Regions from separate parts of the Homo sapiens genome. Here region 2 is linked to region 1. A link is a contact called in ENCODE Hi-C or POLR2A ChIA-PET data. All regions are on one chromosome and are shown on one strand. The core of a region is the stretch at or near the end of the contact, and the rest is flanking DNA. Distances in the headings are between cores, read along the strand shown. Region 1 has its middle 29 kb from the start of TNFSF14. Region 2 holds the start of KHSRP (KH-type splicing regulatory protein).

Region 1 (7,210 bases), core at 3,256-5,755:
ATTTTATTTATTTTTTGAGACAAGGTCTTTCTTTGTTGCCCAGGCTGGAGTGCAGTGGTGCGATCACAGCTCACTTCAGTCTCAACTTCCCCAGGCTCAGGTGATCCTCCCACCTCAGCCTCCCGAGTAGCCGGTACCACAGGCAGGTGCCACCATGCCTGGCTAATTTTTTAGTTTTATTTTTTGTAGAGACAAGGTCTCGTTATGTTGCCCAGGCTGCTCTTGAACTCCTGAGCTCAAGCAATTCACCCGCCTCTGCCTCCCAAAGTGCTGGGATTACAGGCAGGTGCCACCATGCCTAGCTAGTGGCCATTATTTATTGAGCATCTAGTTTGTGCCAAGAACTGCTAAACTAAGCACATGTGGGTCGGGTGTGGTCGCTCATGCCTGTAATCCCAGCACTTTGGGAGGCCGAGGCGGACGGATCACCTGAGGTCAGGAGTTCGAGACCAGCCTGACCAACATGGAGAAACCCCATCTCTACTAAAAATACAAAAAATTAGCCGGGTGTGGTGGTACATGCCTGTAATCCCAGCTACTCCGGAGGCTGAGGCAGGAGAATCACTTGAACCCGAGAGGCAGAGGTTGCGGTGAGCCGAGGTTGTGCCATTGCACTCCAGCCTGGGCAACAAGAGCAAAATTCCATCTCAAAAAAACAACAACAACAAAAACAAAAAAACAAACAAAAAAACCCTAAGCACTTGTGCTGTTTTAACGATACCCAGATAGTAGGGGGAAATATGAGTTATGACATAGTGGGGATGCTTTTATCACTTTTTACAGGTGAGGAAACTGAGGCACAGCAAGGTTAAGTCAGCCACTTAAGGTCACCCAACCAGTAACTGACAGAGTGGAGATCTGGATCAGAAGGAAGAATGGAAAAAAAAATCTTAAATTATTTTAAAATCACTATCCTTCCATGCAGGATCTCTTTGAATCTTCCCAGTGACTTAGTGAGGAATGAGCTATTTTTTTTCTGTATTGTACAGCTGGGGAAACTGAGGCTTAGTGAGGTGAAGGGACTTGACCAGAGTGATACAGGAGCCCCTAAACTGTGGCAATTCAGTTCTCAGGGCCAAGTTTTGGTAAGAGTGTCCTGAAGTGGGGTGAGGGCAGCGTAAAGAGGAACATGGAGAAGAAAGCGTGGGAGGGCCGGGCGCGGTGGCTCTCGCCTGTAATCCCAGCACTTTGGGAGGCCGAGGCAGGCGGATCACTTGAGGAAAGGAGTTCGAGACCAGCCTGCCCAACATGACAAAACCCCATCTCTGCCAAAAATACAAAAATTAGCTAGACGTGGTGCTGGGCACCTGTAATCCCAGCTACTCGGGAGGCTGAGGCAGGAGAATCACTTGAACCTGGGAGGCGGAGATTGCAATGAGTCAAGGTTGCACCACCACACTCCAGCCTGGGCAACAGAAACCCTATCTAAAAAAAAAAAAAAAAAAAAAAAAAAAGCAAACAGCTGGGCACAGTGGCTCAAGCCTGTAATCCCAGTACTTTGGGAGGCCAAGGCAGGAGGGTCTCCTGAGGTCGGGAGTTCGAGACCAGCCTGACCAACACTGAGAAACCCTGTCTCTACTAAAAATACAAAATGAGCCCGGTGTGGTGGCACATGCCTGTAATCCTAGCTACTCGGGAGGCTGAGGCAGGAGAATCACTTGAACCTGGGAGACAGAGGTTGCAGTGAGCCAAGATTGCACCACTGTGCTCCAGCCTGGGCGACACAGAGAAACTCTTATCTTAAAAAAAATAATAAATAAACAAACAACAACAACAACAAAGAAAAGATGGGAGATGAAGGGAAGCAGGTGCAAAGGGCTGGATTTGAAATCCTGAGATGATAAAGGTCAACACCCAAAGGCTCAAAACCCTTCTCCAAACCCTCATCTGAGCTCACCCAGCACCTGTGACGGGGGCCCACCTGCATAGAAAGACACTCAATTGGATGTTCATCACTGCATTGCGTATAACACTGTGAAGCAGGCTACGTGTCCATCAGTAGGAGAGCAGATAATAAAATGGGGTCTATGCATAGGCTGATACCAGCCCATATATCCACCCAGAAGATATAGGTGAGTGGGTTAGGGCAAGGGCTCTGAAACCAGAAGGATCTACCACTTCCTAGCTGAAGAACCTTGCACTGGTGACCTCACTCCCTCGTGCCTCCGTTAGCTCATCTGTAGTTAGGGGACAATCATAGTATCAACATCGCAGGGGTTAAGATGATCTGGGTTAAGCACTGAGCATGTGGAAATGACTCAGTAGATGAGGTGTCAGCAAACTTTTCCTGTGGATAAGACCAATGGAGACCTCTAAAATCACTTTCCTTGTCACCTCTCACTGACCAAGACAGTAAATCAATGCAAGGTTGGGCCAGGCACGGTGGCTCATGCCTGTAATCCCAGCACCTTGGGAGGCCAAGGCAGGTGGATCACCTGAGGCCAGGAGCTCGAGACCAGCCTGGCCAACATGGTGAAACCCCGACTCTACTAAAAATACAAAAATTAGCCGGGCGTGGCGGCACGTGCCTGTGGACCCAGCTACTAGGGAGGCTGAGGCAGGTGGGTCACTTGAACCTGGAAGCCGGAGGTTGCAGTGAGCCAAGACTGTGCCACTGCACTCCAGCCTGGGCTGCAGAGTGAGACTCTGTCTCAAAAAAAGCAAAAGCAAAAGCACAAACACAAACAAAAACAAAAACAAATGCAAGGTTGCATCACAGTGGAATAGCAGAGATTAATGTCGCCCTTAAGGGCCTAAAGACATGGTGAGCAAGGTCTCAGATCCCTCAGGGATGAGGATCTAGGTGACCCCACCAGGTGAGCCACCTACACCAACAGAAGGGCCACCTGAAGATGAAGGGACTCTAGAAGGGACAGTGGGAGAGGGAGAGGGTGAACACTCACGGGGGCTGCTAGACTCCACTCCTGCAGTGTAAACTGTGGCTCATCCCACCAACCTTCATTTTCTGGCTGGCATAGAGACCAAGAATCCTAAGTAGCTGTCCTCAAATGCAGTGAGTCTCCTTATAAAACAAATGAATCTGGGCCGGGCGCCATGGCTCACTCCTGTAATCCCAGCACTTTGGGAGGCTCAGTTGGGCGAATCACCTGAGGCCAGGAGTTGGAGACCAGCTTGGCCAACATAGTGAAACCCCATCTCTACTAAAAATACAAAACTTAGCTGGACGTGATGGGGGGCACCTGTAACCCCAGCTACTCGGGTGGCTGAGACAGGAGAATCGCTTGAACCCAGGAGGCAGAGGTTGCAGTGAGCCGAGATCGTGACACTGCACTCCAGCCAAAAACAAACAAACAAACAAACAAACAAACACACACACACACACAAACCCCAAATGAATCTGAGTGGCTTAAGGGGCGGGCTATAGCGGATGCTGTGGTGTGCTACCCAATCCCCACCGTTCTCCTATTGCTATTGTAACAAATTACCACACACTTAATGGCTTAAAACAACACAGATTGGTTGGGTACAGTGGCTCACATTTGCAGTCCCAGCACTTTGGGAGGCCGAGGTGGGAGTGTAGTGAGAAGCCAGGAGTTTGAGACCATCCTGGGCAGCATAGTGATACCCCATGTCTACAAAAAAAAAAAAAAATTAGCCAGGCATGGTGGTGCATGCCTGTAGCCCCAGCATTTTGAGAAGCCAAGGTGGGAGGATCGCTTGAGCCAGGAGTTCAAGACCGGCCAGGGCAACATAGCGTGACTCTGACTCTACAAAAAATTAAAAAGTTAGTCGGGTGCCATGGCATGGGCCTGTATTCCCAGCAACTTGGGAGGCTGAGGCAGGAGGATCATTTGAGCCCAAGAGTTTGAGGCTGCAGTGAGCTATGATCGCACCACTGCACTCCAGCCTGGCTGACAGCTGGTCTCTTAACAAAAACAACAACACAAGTCTATTATCTTAAAGTTCTGGAGCCCAGACTCCAAAATCAGTTTCACCAGGCTTCTCCCTGTGATTTTTCAATCCAGGGTTAAATGCACTCCAGGCTGCTGGAGTGCAGTCATATGATCGTAGCTCACTGCAGCCTTGAACCCCTGGGCTCAAGCAATCCTTCTGCCTCAGACTCTCAAAGTGCTGGGATTACAGGCATGAGCCACCACGCCCTGCCCTCCCTGTGTCTTTATAAGATGGTCCCTTTTTCTGTATCCCTGTCCTAATCTCCTTTTCTTATACAGACCCTAATCTTATTGAATTGGAGCTCATCTTAAGGGCCTCATTTTAAGTTAATTACCTTTTCGAAGATTCAATCTTCAAATACAGTCAAATTCTGAGGTGGTGGGGGCGAGGACTTCAGTGTGTAAATTTCGGGGGAACATAGTGAGGCCCGTACCATGGAGGAAAGTTCCTACACCCTGCTTTTTAGGTAGAGATCTAGAAACATGGAAAGTTCCCCAGAGGAGTTTTAGAGGAACCTAAAGATAGAGAAGGCTTGGACTCTGCTCACCACAACAGAGACCAGAGAAGCGGCAGGTCTCCAAAAAAGGAAGTGACTTAATAGTGGCTTTGGGCATCTGAAGCCACAGAAAGCCTCAAAAAGTTTCCTGTGCCTCAACTCAGCTGAAAATCGGCCTCACGAGCAAGGTATAGGAGTAGTAGAGAAAGTGCTGCCTTTCTTTCTTTCTTTTTTTTTTTTGAGACAGAGTCCCACTCTGTCACCCAGGCTGGAGTGCAGTGGTGCGATCTCTGCTCACTGCAAGCTCCGCCTCTTGGGTTCAAGCGATTCTCCTGCCTCAGCCTCCCCAGTAGCTGGGACTACAGGTGTGCACAACCACGCCCAGCTAATTTTTGTATTTTTAGTAGAGGCGGGGGTTTCACCGTGTTAGCCAGGATGGTCTTGAACTCTTGATCTTGTGATCCACCCACCTCGGCCTCTCAAAGTGATGGGATTACAGGCGTGAGCCACCACGCTCAGCCAAGGCGCTGCCTTTCTAAGGAACAAGGACAAGAAAGAAGGTCTCATAGGCCAGGAGCAGACGGATGGTGGGGACCTTATGGACATGCATTTTGAGAATTAGTCTTTTCTTCACCCTTAATGCCTCCGCAATTCCAAAGCTCCCTGGAACTTTGACAGTCTTGGGAAAGCAGGATGTAGGGAGAGATGGTTTCCGAGGGACTGTTGGCAGGTTCTCAGCATTCTGGTACAAAGGGGTCTTGAAATATAAATAACGTTACGTTAATGAAAAAATAAAGTTAACTTTGCACTCCTTGTGGATTGAGATTTAATTTTTTTTTTTTTTTTTTTTTGAGACAGGGTCTCGCTTTGTCACCCAGGCTGGAGTGCAGTGGCATGATCTCGGCTCACTGCAACCTCCACTTCCCAGGCTCACTGGATCCTCCCGCCTCAGCTCCCTTAGTAGCCGGGACCACGGGCATGTGGCACCACGCCCAGCTAATTTTTGTAGAGATGGGATTTTGGCACGTTGGCCAGGCTGGTCTCGAACTCCTGATCTCAGGTGATCCACCTGCCTCGACCTCCCAAAGGCTGGGATTACAGGCGTGAGCCTCCATGCCCCGCCTGGATTGAGATTTATATAAACTGCTTTTGTGCCTTAGTTTGAGTTCCCATAAAAGCAGACCCTGGGAAAAAGATGTGGGGGCAAGAGGTTTATTAGCTAGCTATTGCTGTGTAAGAAATGAAATTATCAAGAACCTGGCAGCTTAAAACAACACATCTTTATCTTTTTTTTTTTTTTTTTTTTTTTTTTTGAGACAGAGTCTCGCTCTGTCGCCCAGGCTGGAGTGCAGTGGTGCAATCTTGGCTCACTGCAAGCTTCGCCTCCCGAGTTCACGCCATTCTCCTGCCTCAGCCTCCCGAGTACCTGGGACTACAGGCACCCGCCACCGCACCCGGCTAATTTTTTGTATTTTTAGTAGAGATGGGGTTTCACCATGTTAGTCAGGATGGTCTCGATCTCCTGACCTTGTGATCCGCCCGCCTCGGCCTCCCAAAATGCTGGGATTACAGGCATGAGCCACTGCGCCTGGCCCACATCTTTATCATTATCTCAGTGTCCTCAGTCAGAAGTCCAGGTACAGATTCACGTCTGTAATCCCAGCACTTTGGGAGGCTGAGGCAGGCGAGTCACCTGAGGTCGGGAGTTTGAGACCAGCCTGGCCAACATGGTGAAACCCTGCCTCTACTAAAAATACAAAAATTAGTTGGGCGTGGTGGCAGGTGCCTGTAATCCCAGGTACTGGGAGGCTGAGGCGGGAGAATGGCTTGAACCTGGGAGGTGGAGGTTGCAGTCAGCCAAGATCGCGCCATTGCACTCCAGCCTGGACGACAAGAGTGAAACTCCGTCTAAAAAAAAAAAAAAGTTCAGGTAGACGGACAGTTTAATTGAGCATTGTGCTGTGGGTCTCAAGACTACAGTTCATATGTCGACTGCACTACATTCTTTCCCGGAGTTTGCAGTCCTTTTCCAAGCTCAGCTGGTTGTTGGCAGAATTCGGTTCCTTGTGGTGGTAAGATTGAGGCCCTCGGCTTTTAGAGGCTTCTTGCCGTTCTGTGCCATATGACCCTTTCCATAGGCAGTTCACAGCTGGCAATGTGCTTCTTCAAGGCCATCAGGGAACCTCTCATTCCAGTCTGATAGTCCTATATAATGTAACCTAATCAAGGGAGTGATAGCCCATCACCTTTGCCATCTTTTAAATTTTTATTTTTATTTTTTTAAATTGAGACAGCATCTCGTTCTGTTGCCCAGACTAGAGTGCAGTGGTGTGATCATAGCTCACTGCAGCCTCAAACTTCTGGACTCAAGCAGTCCTTCCACCTCAGCCTCCTGAGTAGCTGGGACTACAGGCATGTGCTACCACGCCTGGCTAATTTTTAAAATTTTTTGTAGGCCGGGTGCAGTGGCTCACACCTATTATCCTAGCACTTTGGGAGGCCGAGGCAGACGGATCACCTGAGGTTAGGAGTTTGAGACCAGCCTGGCCAACATGGCAAAACCCCATCTCTACTAAAACTATAAAAATTAGCTGGGCGTGGTGGCACATGCCTGTAATCCCAGCTACTCAGGAGGTCCAAGCAGGAGAATTGTTTAAGCCTGGGAGGTGGAAGTTTCAGTGAGCCGAAATCACGCCACTGCACTCCAGCCTGGGCAACAGAGTGAGAGTCTGTCTCAAATAAAATAAAATAAAATAAAATAAAATAAAATAAAATAAAATAAAATAAAATAAATTTTTT
Region 2 (7,210 bases), core at 4,069-6,568, 220 kb before region 1:
AGTTGCAGATTCCAGAAGGTCCAGGAGCCGGCCACCCCCACTACCAATGATGACCAGAGCCGCTTCTATAGACAACACGTGCTACACGCCCAAGGAAGCCTCAGAACCCCCTACCCAGCAGGCTTTCTGTAGCTCAGGACTCTGAGATTCGAAAGGTAACTACATTGCCTGAGAGCAGATGTGCAGCCAGAACCGGGATTTGCTCCTGGGCCTGACCTCAGAGTGACCCCTCTGTCCAAGGCACCACCCTGTCTCACGCAGTCTTGCCGGGGTGCTTTCACCCACGCGGCAGGTCAGTGCAGTGCGTCGAAGCTCGGTGTCTGGAACCAGGCCCCTGTGCGAAATGCTAGCCCTGCCACCTCAGTCCATACCCACCCACTGAAAATAAAAAAAGTCACAGCTGTGCCCCGTGGGCAGTACTAGTGGAGTGAGATACTGCACTGAGCCTGGTCCGTAGTAAGCACCAACAAGCGCCAGCTCGCTTCCTGTCCACAGTCCCCGTGGAAATTAAGTAATTAAAGGAAAGTGCAAAGGGCCCAACCCTGGCCCCCACTCTGGCAGGAACCTGACGCTCTTATACCTGGAGAAATCTGTACTTTGCAGCCTGAATCCTGTTGGATTTTGTTAATTTGTTCACCTCCTCTGCCAATGACTGGATGGAGAAAGAAGGAGAAAAGCAAAGCGTGATGAGGGAAGGGAGCCCAGGCCTCAGGAGACTGTGTGGCCGGGGCCCCAGCCCCTCTGACGTTCAGGAGGGCAGCAGTCCTCTAGAGAGCTCCTGTCCTCTGCCCAGAGGGGACGAAGGAGGGACAAATGAGAACAGCACATAGGAGCCCTCTCAGACCAGGGCTTCTGGGCTGGCAGGAGCTCACAGGACACTTCCTCCTGGGGAAGAGTGGGCCTCCCCACCCAAGGTGACCCACACTCACTCAGGCCCACCATGCCGTCTGGGACCCTGTACTCTTCTGTCATTGAAGTCCTGTAAAGAGACACGCCAAAGGTCAGTCCTCAAGTGGGAAGGGAGGAGGACAGCAGCTCTGGAAGGTCTACTTGAAGCCAAGGCCACCATAGGTCTAAGCAGAGTCTGACCACACAGGCCACAAAACTGCCAAGGCCTCAGTTTCCCCATCTGTGCCCCGAGAGGCTTGCTCTGGGCATTGTGGGCCTTGGCCTGGTGCCGTCCCATTGATTCAGGGCGAGAGGGAGCACTGAGTAGCAAGCTGACAGTCACTCTATGTCTCTCAGTTCTAAAAAGCTGGCTGTATGTCCTTTTCATCTTATTTTCCTAGTATTTTATGAAACTACTGGCCCATTAAAAACAAACAAACAAAAAATGACCCCTGACAACTGCCCTGTGTCAGGTTCACCTCAGTCCATCTGGTGGGGCAAAGAGGTGGCAAAGAGCCCTGAGCTCCACAGCACTGAGTGGGATGGGCACTTGCAGATGTGTGAGGGAGGGAAGCAAGGCCCTCCTAGCCTCTTCCAGGAAGACGACATTTGTGCTGCTCAGAGTCCCCACCCCAGCGGAGGAAGCCATAGGGTGCGGAGACCACCCTATCACTACAGTGACTGCCACGACGCTCCCCTCCCACAGCCCTTCAGACAAGGGGTACGAGGAACGGACACAGCTCCTCTGCCTCATTCCCGTCTGAGCACTCTGGTCAACTGGCACTGGGGGATAAAACCTGAGAGATGTGCCCCCAGTCAGAGCCCTCCCAAGTCAGCAGAAAGGCCAGTCTGCTGGCCAACAGACAAGAAAGCAGTGTGGGCCCCACCATGGCTTACCTTGGGGGAGGATGGATGGGTCCAAGTTGAGAACTGATTGCTGTAGAGAGAAAACCCAAAGCAAAGACTGGCTTAGCTCCTCCTCGGGCACTTGGCACTGCCTGCCCCGGGTCAGTGGGAGCTGAGCCCGGCACCACGGTCCCCAGCCTGCTCCAGTGCCTCATGGATGCTGTGGATTCCTCCCCATAAAAGCACAGAGCTCATCTCCCTCAATTTCAGGGTTCCTGGGATCCCTCAAACGTATGGGCCCCAGAATGAAGCACCAGGGGCCTCTGTAAAGAGCTGCCACCTCCTCAGTGCTTCCAGCTCCTGACTCCTGAAAACCTCAACCCTCTGAAGCCACATATCTGCCACCAGACCCCCTGGACTTACAGTCTCCCTGGGAAGCCAGCTTCTTGCTCTCCGGTTGATCTGGGAAAGAGAGAGGATGGCAGATGCAGCACCCACCCACCCACGGCCGCCTCGAACCTGATGCTGGTGCCACATGTCCAAGGTAAACAGTGCCCCTCGGCCCCCACCCTTAACAGGAGCTGAGACAGGAGCCCAGGAGAGACTGGCCCCTGAGGGAGGCCAGACCCCGCCAATTCCGCCACCAACGCTCAGAGTAAAAAAGCCTTCAGAACACGCAACCACCACCAGGCACCTGAGTCCTCCCGGTTTAGGACAGGACCTGCCTCTAGCAGGGAGGGTGTCGTGGATAACAGTGGAGTTGGTCAGGGTTGATCATCCGCTACTTGGGGTCACACTACGCACCCCAGAGCTGGGCCAACTTCACATCAAGCCTCAGTAACTGCTCCAGGTTGCCTCAGCCTCCCAGAAAGGGAGGAATCATCTTGGGAACTTACAACTTCGACCCAGTCACAATCAATCTGCCCTCCTCTCTGCCACCTGATACCTCAGGATGGCAGACGGAACAAGAAGAATTAACAAGGCCGGGATTGCTGAGGTTTTAAAAGACCAAACAACAGTGACACCCACCCCCTCTGAACCACACTCAAACAAAAGCACCTCTTTAGGCCCCCAGCCCTTCCTCCTAAGCTAAAGGCAGCAGCAGGGAGTTACCTCCATCTTCCAACTGTCTCTTTTGGCCCCCAAAACCAAAATCAGGAGTGCTGTTATTCACTGTCGTGGCAGCATCGCCTCCAATTTTGGCTGCAATCTAGAATAAAGTAGTAAGCACAGAAGAATTACCACCAAAAACAACCCTCCATGGCACCCAGGTCAACTTCTCAGAACATCTCCTGGACACGAAAGCCCATCAGGTCTTGGTGTCTGGCCCTCCAACTTAGGGAAGAGTCAGTTGGTTAAGACATCCTAGGAGTTTTGAACCTAGGCCTCAAGGTTCTCACCAGTTAACTGGGAATATCAAAATTCCCCTCTTCCCTTCTCCTGGGATTTGTGTCTTAATTGTGGCCAGCCCATAATCCACACTGACTTCGTTCTAGGGGTGACAAGGAACAGAGGCTCAGGTGTCAGGGAGGGTTCCCAGGTCATCTCCAAGAGCTTTCAGACACTTCCTCCTGCCAGTGGCCCCAGCTCAGAAAACCAGAAAGTGTGTTTTTTTTTAGCCCCGTTTTCCTGGGATGCTGAAGAGTTCAATTTTCCCCTATCTCCCCCACTCTCAAAATCCTTTTATCAATTTATTGAATAAATTTGAGCAAAGCGATCACTTCAAGGGATATGAAATCCTCATTTGACCAAAACAGAAGACTCTCTGGATGGCTGGGCACTGTGACTTATGCCTGTAATCCCAGCATTTTGGGAGGCCGAGGCGGGCAGATCACTTGAACTCAGGAGTTCGAGACAGACTGGCTGACATGGTCAAACTCCATCTCTACTAAAAATACAAAAATTAGCTGGGTGTGGTGGTGCACACTTATAATCCCAGCTACTCGGGAGGCTGAGGCAGGAGGAGCACTTCAACTGGAGAGGTGGAGGCTGTGGTGTGCTGAGATCGTGCCACTGCACCCCTGCCTGGGTGATATTGAGACTGTTTCCAAAAAACAAACAAACAAACAAAAAACCAAGACTCTATGGGACACAAGTTACATCTCAGACACGTGAAGAGCAACTTTAAAGAAACCTCAACCCAGCAAACTTAGGATCAGAGTCTGGGGTTTAGAAACCCAAACCATGTTAAGAATCTCCCTTTCCACCAGTCTCCATTTTTCTACGCTGCCCTAGAGCCAAAACTCATGGGATGCCCACAGGGGGCCTGTCCCCACCAACTGACAGCACCAGCTTCCTCCCTTCAAGCTGTCCCAGAATCAGACGGTTCCATGGGCAATAAGACCAAATGCACGCTAGAACCCACCCAACTCCAAGGGTGAGAGAGACGACAGAGGGCCAGAACACAGGCGTTCACTTAACGGGACCTCCCACCTTGGGAGGAGCCAGTCTCTAGCCCCGGAGGCATTGGGACAGCCCAGGAGCCGGTCGGCGGCAAAGTCCTCCCATTCTACCGACCCCCACCCCTCCAGGCCATGGGGAGGCTGCAAATGGAGCTGGAGAGGTCAGTCCTAGCAGCATGTGACACTTCCTTGTCATTACGCCTCAATACACGGGGGTGGGAGACCCTCCCTTCTTTCCCCCAAAGAGACAGACCACGCTTTCAAGCCACCAAAGCATCCAAGAGCCAGTCCCCATGCTCGTCTTCCCCATTTCGCCCAAGTGCTCAGCCCTAGACAGGTCCCCATCCACTTTCCCGACTGAAGAGGAAGGACTGTCCCTCCCACCCCCACAATGTCCCTTTCTCCTAGAGAGGGGACAGAAATGGGACTGGGTTGGGGGCAAACACTGCCCTTTGCCCTGATATGGAGGGGAGAGTAAAGGCCCTCCGCCCGGGAAGGTGGACCCCTGCCTCCAGGCATGTCCTAAGGCCGGGGGGCTAAGGGGGGGGTCCCAAAAGTGCGTCTCCGAGCTCCGGGGCGCCTGCACACCCAGGCGCCGCTCCTGGTGACCCCCAGTGCGCCCCTACTCCCTGCAGGGGGGTCACCCGTTGGGATCCCACTCGAGGCGCAGCGGGAGGGCCAGGCCCCCGCCTACCGCCCACGTGACCCCGCGACGGCCCCGGCCCCCCTCCGCGACCCTGCGCGCGCGCGCGCACGTGACCCCCGCCCCCTCCCCCGCCTGCGCGCGCGCGCGAGCGCGCCCCTCAGGCCCTCGGCCTCCTCACCTGGCGGGCCCGCTGCACGGCGTCGGCGAAAGCGTCCTTGCGGATTCCCGGGCCGCCTCCGCCGGGTGGCTGAGAGGGGCCCCCGGCCGACCCCCCGCCCGGGCCGCCGCCGCCGGGACCGCCGCCGCCCCGGTCCCCCGCGCCTGGCGGGCCCGGCGGAGGGCCTCCCCCGGCGCCTCCGGCTCCCCCGCCCCCGCCGGCGGGCGGCGGCGGCCCGGGCGGGGGTCCTCCCGTGCTGTAGTCCGACATGGCGCGGCGGGGCCGGGCCTGGCGCGGAGGCTGAAGCTGAGGAGGCGGCGGCGGCGGCGGCGGCTCAACGCGGGAACAAGGCCTCGCTCCACACGGCCGCGGAGCACTCTGGGAACCCAGCCGCTGGGAGGACGACGAGGGGGGAGAGAGTCGCCCCTCCCGCCGCCGACGTGACGGACGACTCCGGCGGGCCAATGGGAGGCAGCCGCCGCACCCCGGACACCAATCGCGAGCTCTGTAGGAGGTGGCCAATCGGAGTGCAATGAGGGGCAGTGGGCGGGAGGCTCAGAGTGACTGACAGCTCTCAGAGGCAATAGCTGCGAGCTGCCCGTGCTGGGCGGGCAAATGAAGGAGATCTGAGAAGGCAGGAGGCCCAATGAAACGCGAGTGCCAGATTCGCGGGGCGGCTTCAGAATTAGATTGACGGTTCTGAAGAGTCACGTGGACTGTAAGGCCGGGCCTAGTGGAAGACTCCTATGGACCGGCTGGGTGGGCGTTAGGTTTGATAGTCGTGGACACAAGCCAATGAATGCACGTGAGAGGTGGTGCTTGTAAAGATGGGCAGCCAATTAATCCAATTCCTGACGAGTTCTGGGTGATGAGGTTGGCTTTGGACTTTAATTGCTTCCCTTGTTAACCAGAATCCTTTTCTATCCCTGACTTCTAAGCCAATGGCTGAGCGACATGGGTGGGTGTTCGGTGACTGACACTGGTCTGGACAAATGGGAATGAAGGAAATCAAAGCGCCCACTTTTGGTGGGAGCCAGTGGAAGCGCCGCTGCATTGGGGCGGAGTCGGCCACCAGACAGCGAGGGGATTAGCGGGAACTGTAGTGAATGGCAGCCGACGTGGGCGGTGGCAATCGGCTGCCCGAACTCAGGCCTGATGTCTGGGTTAGCTCACCGGCAGCCTGGTTGGGTAGGCCCGGCACGTGGCCCGCTTGAAGCCTTAGAGATCGAGCGCTTCCGGAGGTGGGGAGGCCGGAAAGCAGGAAACTCGGGATCCCCCGGGCCTTCTTCTCTCTCGACCCCCCATCTAGAGCGTCCAGTTCTCTTGCAGGACTCAAGGAACCAGCCCCACTCACGAGTCCAGAACCGTTCCAACAACCGGGATCGAGGGATCACAGCCTCGATCACACCCCTCACTTCACACCCCTCACTCCCTTCGCCTAAGGCCCTGGGATCCAAGCCTCAAGCTCCTATCCTAGGTCCTCACTTCCTCTCCTGGACACAAATTCCCATTCAGGACCCAGAGGCCCAAGGTCCCCAGCTCCCCTACTGGGTCCAGGGATCTCATGCACCCAGTTCCACTCCTAGGCCCAAGTATCCAGACACGTTCAGCAAAAACCATCTCTTTATTCCTTGTTGTGTGACATGTTCACCATTTCGCCCTGGAGCCAGGACGACCCACAAGGGGCCAGACTGGAGTCCACGTTTCTTGTCTCAGGCTGCACCCTGGGGAGGGAGTCCCAGGAGTTTTCTGACCCAGCACTGCCCCCCTCCACCCACCACCAACCCCAGCTTCAGGAATCTTCTGACCCAGAGCCCCACCCCCACCCCCAGCCTGCTTTTGCCACCAAAAACTGCCCCAGGGCCTGAACCTTGAGGCCTCGAGGGCTCTTTGGGGCCAGGGGTCATCAGGTCCTCCTGTCCCATTTCTGCCTAGGCTGTGTCGTCCAGCTCACAGCCTATATGCCCAGGGTTTTCTTCATGGCTTCGTACACCACATAGCTGATGCCACCTGCTGGTAAGACCTTCAGTAGCGTGGGGGTCATGCCTCGGTACAGCCCTAGCCAGCCCTGCTGGGCCAGGATCCGCTGGAGGACTCCGCGCATGGTGGGATTTGAGCCCTCCACGGTATCTGCAGGGACACAGGCAAGATCAGGACTAGGCCAGAGATGACCGGGCCTCCTAGGAGTCTGGAATGTTGCGGACAGGTGCTGAAGCCACGGGTAGGGGCCCCAGGGGTCAGTAGGAAAACAGTTTGAAGAGTCTTAGAGGA

The links. Hi-C counts contacts between places; a loop is a spot of excess contacts on that map. ChIA-PET counts read pairs that join two places held with the same protein, here RNA polymerase II (POLR2A). Pooled maps may share reads with other maps.
Region 2: a pooled map shows a loop between it and region 1 (3-fold over the local background). The contact joins the promoter of KHSRP here to the enhancer-like site in region 1. A Hi-C loop is called at or near these places in 1 of 37 single-sample maps with no recorded cell type and 7 of 50 pooled maps. POLR2A ChIA-PET finds 5 or more read pairs at or near these places in 2 of 52 experiments (activated CD4-positive, alpha-beta T cell and activated naive CD4-positive, alpha-beta T cell).

What each region holds. Positions count from the first base shown.
Region 1 is chr19:6,637,431-6,644,640 of GRCh38, forward strand. No RefSeq gene overlaps it. Among named protein-coding and RNA genes, the nearest start is that of TNFSF14, 29 kb to the right of the region's middle. RefSeq lists an enhancer at 2,243-2,292. Within about 2 kb of position 4,506, at least 4 of the 41 ENCODE cell types and tissues checked have a DNase peak (open chromatin) inside an H3K27ac peak, as active enhancers do.
Region 2 is chr19:6,419,493-6,426,702 of GRCh38, forward strand. KHSRP (KH-type splicing regulatory protein) reads right to left here and starts at 5,319. Exons shown (of 19, transcript NM_001366299.1): 1 at 4,961-5,319; 2 at 2,848-2,944; 3 at 2,158-2,196; 4 at 1,786-1,825; 5 at 930-979; 6 at 581-652. The coding sequence starts at 5,209. SLC25A41 (solute carrier family 25 member 41) reads right to left here. Exons shown (of 7, transcript NM_173637.4): 7 at 6,545-7,069. The coding sequence ends at 6,897. RefSeq lists an enhancer at 5,627-5,746.